Linked DNA regions of Homo sapiens: region 2 is linked to region 1. The links are chromatin contacts, found by Hi-C in ENCODE. All regions are on one chromosome and are shown on one strand. The core of a region is the stretch at or near the end of the contact, and the rest is flanking DNA. Distances in the headings are between cores, read along the strand shown. Region 1 holds the start of PCGF3-AS1 (PCGF3 antisense RNA 1). Region 2 holds the start of MXD4 (MAX dimerization protein 4).

What was found. A loop is a pair of places that touch in the nucleus more often than their neighbours do. Pooled maps may share reads with other maps.
Region 2: a loop to region 1 is called in a map of ascending aorta, with 9 times the contacts of the local background. The contact joins the promoter of MXD4 here to the promoter of PCGF3-AS1 in region 1. A Hi-C loop is called at or near these places in 2 of 168 maps with a recorded cell type or tissue (ascending aorta and naive thymus-derived CD4-positive, alpha-beta T cell), 2 of 37 single-sample maps with no recorded cell type and 13 of 50 pooled maps.

What each region holds. Positions count from the first base shown.
Region 1 is chr4:780,589-783,101 of GRCh38, reverse strand. PCGF3-AS1 (PCGF3 antisense RNA 1) reads left to right here and starts at 1,253. Exons shown (of 3, transcript NR_171661.1): 1 at 1,253-1,330. LOC124900163 (chloride intracellular channel protein 6-like) reads left to right here and starts at 1,254. Exons shown (of 2, transcript XM_047416474.1): 1 at 1,254-1,330. RefSeq lists enhancers at 1-703, 704-1,420, 1,421-2,138 and silencers at 965-1,314, 1,415-1,494.
Region 2 is chr4:2,260,852-2,263,364 of GRCh38, reverse strand. MXD4 (MAX dimerization protein 4) reads left to right here and starts at 1,256. Exons shown (of 6, transcript NM_006454.3): 1 at 1,256-1,448; 2 at 1,541-1,640. The coding sequence starts at 1,385. RefSeq lists enhancers at 1-243, 244-905, 2,137-2,513 and silencers at 537-1,376, 1,427-1,486, 1,577-1,966, 1,977-2,036.

The sequences.
Region 1 (2,513 bases), core at 4-2,503:
GGTCACGACCCAGGCAGCTTTCCCTTGGAGTCTTTTTTTTTTGAGACAGAGTCTCTCTCTGTCCCCCAGGATGGAGTGCAGTGGTGCGATCTCGGCTCACTGCAAGCTCCGCTCCCAAGTTCACACCATTCTCCTGCCTCAGCCTCCCGAGTAGCTGGGACTACAGGCACCCGCCACCACGCCCGGCTAATTTTTTGTATTTTTAGTAGAGACGGGGTTTCACCGTGTTAGCCAGGATGGTCTGGATCTCCTGACCTGGTGATCCGCCCGCCTCGGCCTTCCGAAGTGCTGGGATTTCAGGCGTGAGCCACCGCACCCGGCTCCCTTGGAGTCTAGACGAGCCCTTCCTACAGCAATGAATGCTGGGTCAGACCTGAGCTTCTCCGGGATCCAGCTCTCATCTCAGGTGACGGGGTCTGAGGCCTCCTGGGAATGGCACTCCTCCCCAGATGTTTACTGAGCCCCTGTGATATGCGCTGCTCTGTTCTAGGGGCTGGGAATACTAGTCCCTCCCTCCTGGAACTGGTTTTCCTAGTGATGGAGGACAGATGATAAACATGGAAGTGGCGGTGTTTGCCCTGGAGGAAAATCAAGCAGGACAGGGAGCAGAGAGCAATGGTTAGGGTTACTATTTCATGAGTGGTCAGGGGGCCTCTCTGTCAGAGTGACGTGCACAGACCCGGAGGGAGGCGCGTGTCCCGTGGGAGAGCATTCTGGGCAGAGAACAGCCATTCGAGAGCCAGGAGGCAGCGCTGCCTGGGTGCCACCAGCGTGGCCCTGGCCCCATGCACTGGCTGGGCACCACCCTGCCCCCGGAGTCTCCTCCTTCTGAACGTTTGACTGTATCTTGAACACAGCGGGGCCGGCTTTCAAGCTCCAGACACGGCCTCCTCCCCAGGCCAGGAAGCCCTGTCAGGCAGCAGATCCGGCCCCCTCAGCAGATCGGCCCCTCCAGAAGACCCGCCCCTCACAGCAGATCCGGCCTTCCCAGCAGACCCGCCCCCCGAGTAGATCCGCCCCTCCAGGATATCCATCTCCCCAGCAGATCCGTCCTCTCCAGCAGAACCGCCCCCAGCGGAGCCGCTCGGGCGGGGCCTCCGGGCCTGGGGAAGGGAGCGGGGACCGGGCCGTGGAAGGACCGCGCCCGCCCCTGGCCAGCCTGAGCCAATCAGCGCATGCTAGGTGGGCCGACATGATTGGCTCCTAGAGGCTCACGTGTGGAGGCCTGACCAATCAGAGCCCGAGAGACGCCATTGCAAGCCTCTGCAGAGGCGCTGGAGCTGGGTCAGTCCGCCGCTCACCCCGCGGCCGCACCTTCCCGCCTTCTCAGGTAACTAAGTGCGGGTCTCGGGCCTGGCAGAAGCTTCTTCGGCCCCGTGCCCTCGCCTGGCCCCGCCCCGTCGGTTGTGTGCTTGTCTCGTCCTGCCCCCAGGCCCTGCCGGTCCCCACCGTTAGGCCGGCGTCCCTGCCCGGCCCCGCTGCGGGCTGGCGCCAGCTCAGGAGGACGCCCCGAAGCCGAGGCCTCGGAAGCAGGTTTTTCCCAGACCTTCTCCTGTCCCGCGTTCCCCCTAGGCCGGCCGTAGGGACCAGACCCCACCCTAAGCCCATAGCCGGCCTTCGCGCTCCGGGTGACCCTGGCTGGCCCTGTTTGTCTGTGGGTCCTGGGATGCGCCACTCCCGGCAGGAAGGGGCGCCGCCGAGGCCCGGTCTCAGCCTGGAACCCCGCTCCTGCCGTCGGGGCGCTTTCTGCGGCTGCCCACACACGACCCCAGGCAAGGGGTGGGGGCGCGGGACCCTCCATGACATGGCGGCGGGGCGCTCTCACTTCTTTGAAACCAGCGTAAACTGGACCCGCCCCACCTCCCATACCTTGGGGGAGCCCCGGGAAAGGCTGTGGCCTGGGGGTCTGCAGGGCGTTGGCAGTGGAGGTGGGGAGAGACCCCAGCCCTTTCCTGTCCCCCCCACCAGCCTTGCCTTCCTCGCCGTGAGCCGGGGACAGTGGAGGGGAGTCAGGGAGGGCCCACCAGATGGACTTTCTTGTGACTCATCCTATAAAGCCCCTCGGGCTTAGCCACCCTCCCCAGGACCCGTGTGGTCTCCCGGACTGTGCTGGAAGCTTAGAGCCAGAATGACTTTTCCACCCTCGGGCTGGCTGGCTCAGTGGGCAGCAGGGACAGGGGGCTGTGAAGAGAAAACTCACTCGCCAGGGTCAGGGGCCGCTTGCTCACTGAGGAAAGCAGAGGGGTTCCTGCCGCTTGCCTCAGGAACAAAGCTAGTTGGTGAGGCACTGCCTTGCAGTTGTAGGAGAGGAATAATGGCCCCCGTGGGTGCTTGGTTGGAACGATTAAAGGAGAATAACAGTTTAGCACGATTATTTCACACAGTTGTTCAAAGAGATGGCTTTGAATTCCAGCTTACATGGCGTCTTCAACAAAAAGTAATTGTTTAGAGAAGTGACAAGATGAAGGAGGACTCTGAGTCCTAGTCTCCCTCCTCGAGTCCCTGTGTGAGCA
Region 2 (2,513 bases), core at 7-2,506, 1.5 Mb before region 1:
AGGTCAGGAGATCCAGACCATCCATGGTGAAACCCCATCTCTACTAAAAATACAAAAATTAGCTGGGCGTGGTGGCACGCGCCTGTAGTCCCAGCTACTTGGGAGGCTGAGGCAGGGGAATCGCTTGAACCCGGGAGGCGGAGGTTGCAGTGAACTGACATCACGCCACTGCATTCCAGCCTGGGCAACAGAGCCGTCTCAAAAAAAAAAAAAAAAAAAATCTGCGAGAGGGTGGGGGGTGCCGAGGCCAGTCTGGGCCAGCCTTAGGGTCAGGGGTCACTAGGGAGACCCGCCAGCTGGGATTTGATGAAGGGTTCACTCCCGTCCCCACTTAGGGCGTCCTCGGCCAGAGGTGGCCAGCGCCTGCCTCTAGGAACGTCCCTGCCCCTCAGGCCAGACACAGAGCATGCAGCCCCCCACTCCGGGGAGCCTCTCGACTCTGGCCGCACGTCTGTGTCCCTTCCCCAGACCTGGGCCCTCCCTCAGCTCCGGCGTCCACTGGGCGATCTGAGGAGCCCGCCCGCTCTGGGCCTGTTTCCCCACTGACACCCTCAGAGACGCCTGGCTCTTAGGATCAGAGCGTCTGCGTCCCTCTCCGAGGTCCCGGCCCTTCCCGGGGCCACTCTGCGCCCGGCGGGGAGGGGAGTCGTTCACGGCCCCACGCAAGACCCCCGGGCAGAGCGCGAGGCCTCGTCCCCCCACGCAGCCACTGCTTTCGTCGCGCTCAGACCCGGCGGCCCGGCCCGGCCCGGCGCACGCCCCGGAGCGCCCTGCTTCGCTCTCGTAGCGGAGACGCTCCTGCGTCCTAACGGGCCCCCAGGACGGCGGGCGGTCCCCGCGCGCTGCGCTTCCTCTCGGCAACGCGTCCGGCTGCGGCGCCCTCATTGGCCGCGCGCCCCGCCACCGGCCATTGGCTCGCAGTGCCTGTTTTACATAGGCCGCTCTGGCCAATCGGCGCGCGGCGCCTACTTAACATGCACGGCGGCCGCCAGTCAGCTAGCGCGGGGGCCGGGCCACCACGTGCTGTTGCTAAGCTCGGGCTTCTAAATTGTTACTAGCGCGGCCGGCCTATCCCAGCCCAGCTCTGCATCTGTCAACATTCTCGGCCCGGCCCGAGGCGCTCGACCCGTCCCCATTGGCCCCAGCCCGGCCCGGCGCCCGCCCCCGGGGCGCGAACGCCGCCTCCCATTGGCTCTGCGGGCCGCCGCTCTCCCTTATGTGTCAATTTGAGGGCCTGAGGCGGAGGGTGGCGGCCGAGCGCCGGAGTCCGCGGAGTCTGGAAGTGCGGCGGCCGGGCGCGCGGGGTGGGCGGCGAGCGGAGCCGGCCGGAGCGGGCCGGGCAGCGGCCGCCGCCGTCCCGGGGCGGACGGGCGCGGGCGGGAGGATGGAGCTGAACTCCCTGCTGATCCTGCTGGAGGCGGCCGAGTACCTGGAGCGCAGGGATCGAGGTAGCGCTCGCACCCCATTGTGCGCCCGCGGCGGTGGGCGGGCGGCGGGGCCGTGCCGGGCGGGGGCCGCTGACCGCGCCGTGTGTCCGCAGAGGCCGAGCACGGCTACGCCTCGGTGCTGCCCTTCGACGGCGACTTCGCCAGGGAGAAAACAAAGGCGGCCGGCCTGGTGCGCAAGGCCCCGAACAACAGGTACCGCCCCCCGCTCCCGACCCCGCCCGGCCCGGTCCGAACCCCCGCCCCCGCCCGGAGCGTGCTCTCCGGGCCCCGATTCCCGGCCCGCGGCCCTCAGCGCCGCCGCCGCGCGCCCCGGCGGCCAGCCTGGAGGAGGAGGCGCGCAGGCCGCGGCCGCAGCCCCGCCCGGCCGGCCCCGCCCTCGCCGTCGCCATCTTCCCGCGGCCGCGCCTCCCGGGCCGCTCGCGTAAACAGTGCCACGCGTACAGCGCCCGCCGCCGGGGTCCGCTCCCGCGCCCGCTCCCCGCCCCCGAGTTGTTCTGGACTTTTCCAGGCGGTAGAAAAGTTGTCAGCGGGCGCTGGCCGGTGCCCCGTGGGTCTGGGGAAACAGGCTCAGCCAGGGTCTGCGGGGGCTGCCGGCCCTAACCCCTTCTCTCCGCGGGTGGGTGGGCGGCCTCCTTTCGACTGGCTCTGCCAGCCGAACTCTGCTGCTCGGCCACCTTCCCCCGCCCCCAGGAGCCTAGACAGAGAAGCGAGTGGAGGCGCTGTCCTGGGCCCTCACTCCTCCCAGGGTGCCCACCGCTTCTGCCCAGCCTCCTGACACAGCGAAACTCCAGCCACCAGTATGGGGGTCCTCTTTTTTAAGACAGAGGCCTTTTAAGGGGGCGGGAGGAGGGGGCAGGCTGCAGGGCAGGGGCCCCATGAAGTCGTTACTACGGGTGCCAGCTGCGCCCTCCATACCTTGACCTCGTGTTCAGGCAGCAGAAGCCCTGAAGCTGGGGTGCGTACAGGTCCCCCGCGTGGGGAGTGGGGACCCTGGGCCGGGGCTCCCCGGGGATTTCCACCCTCCTGGCTGCTGTGAGGACCATAGCACACCTGGTCCTGTCTGGG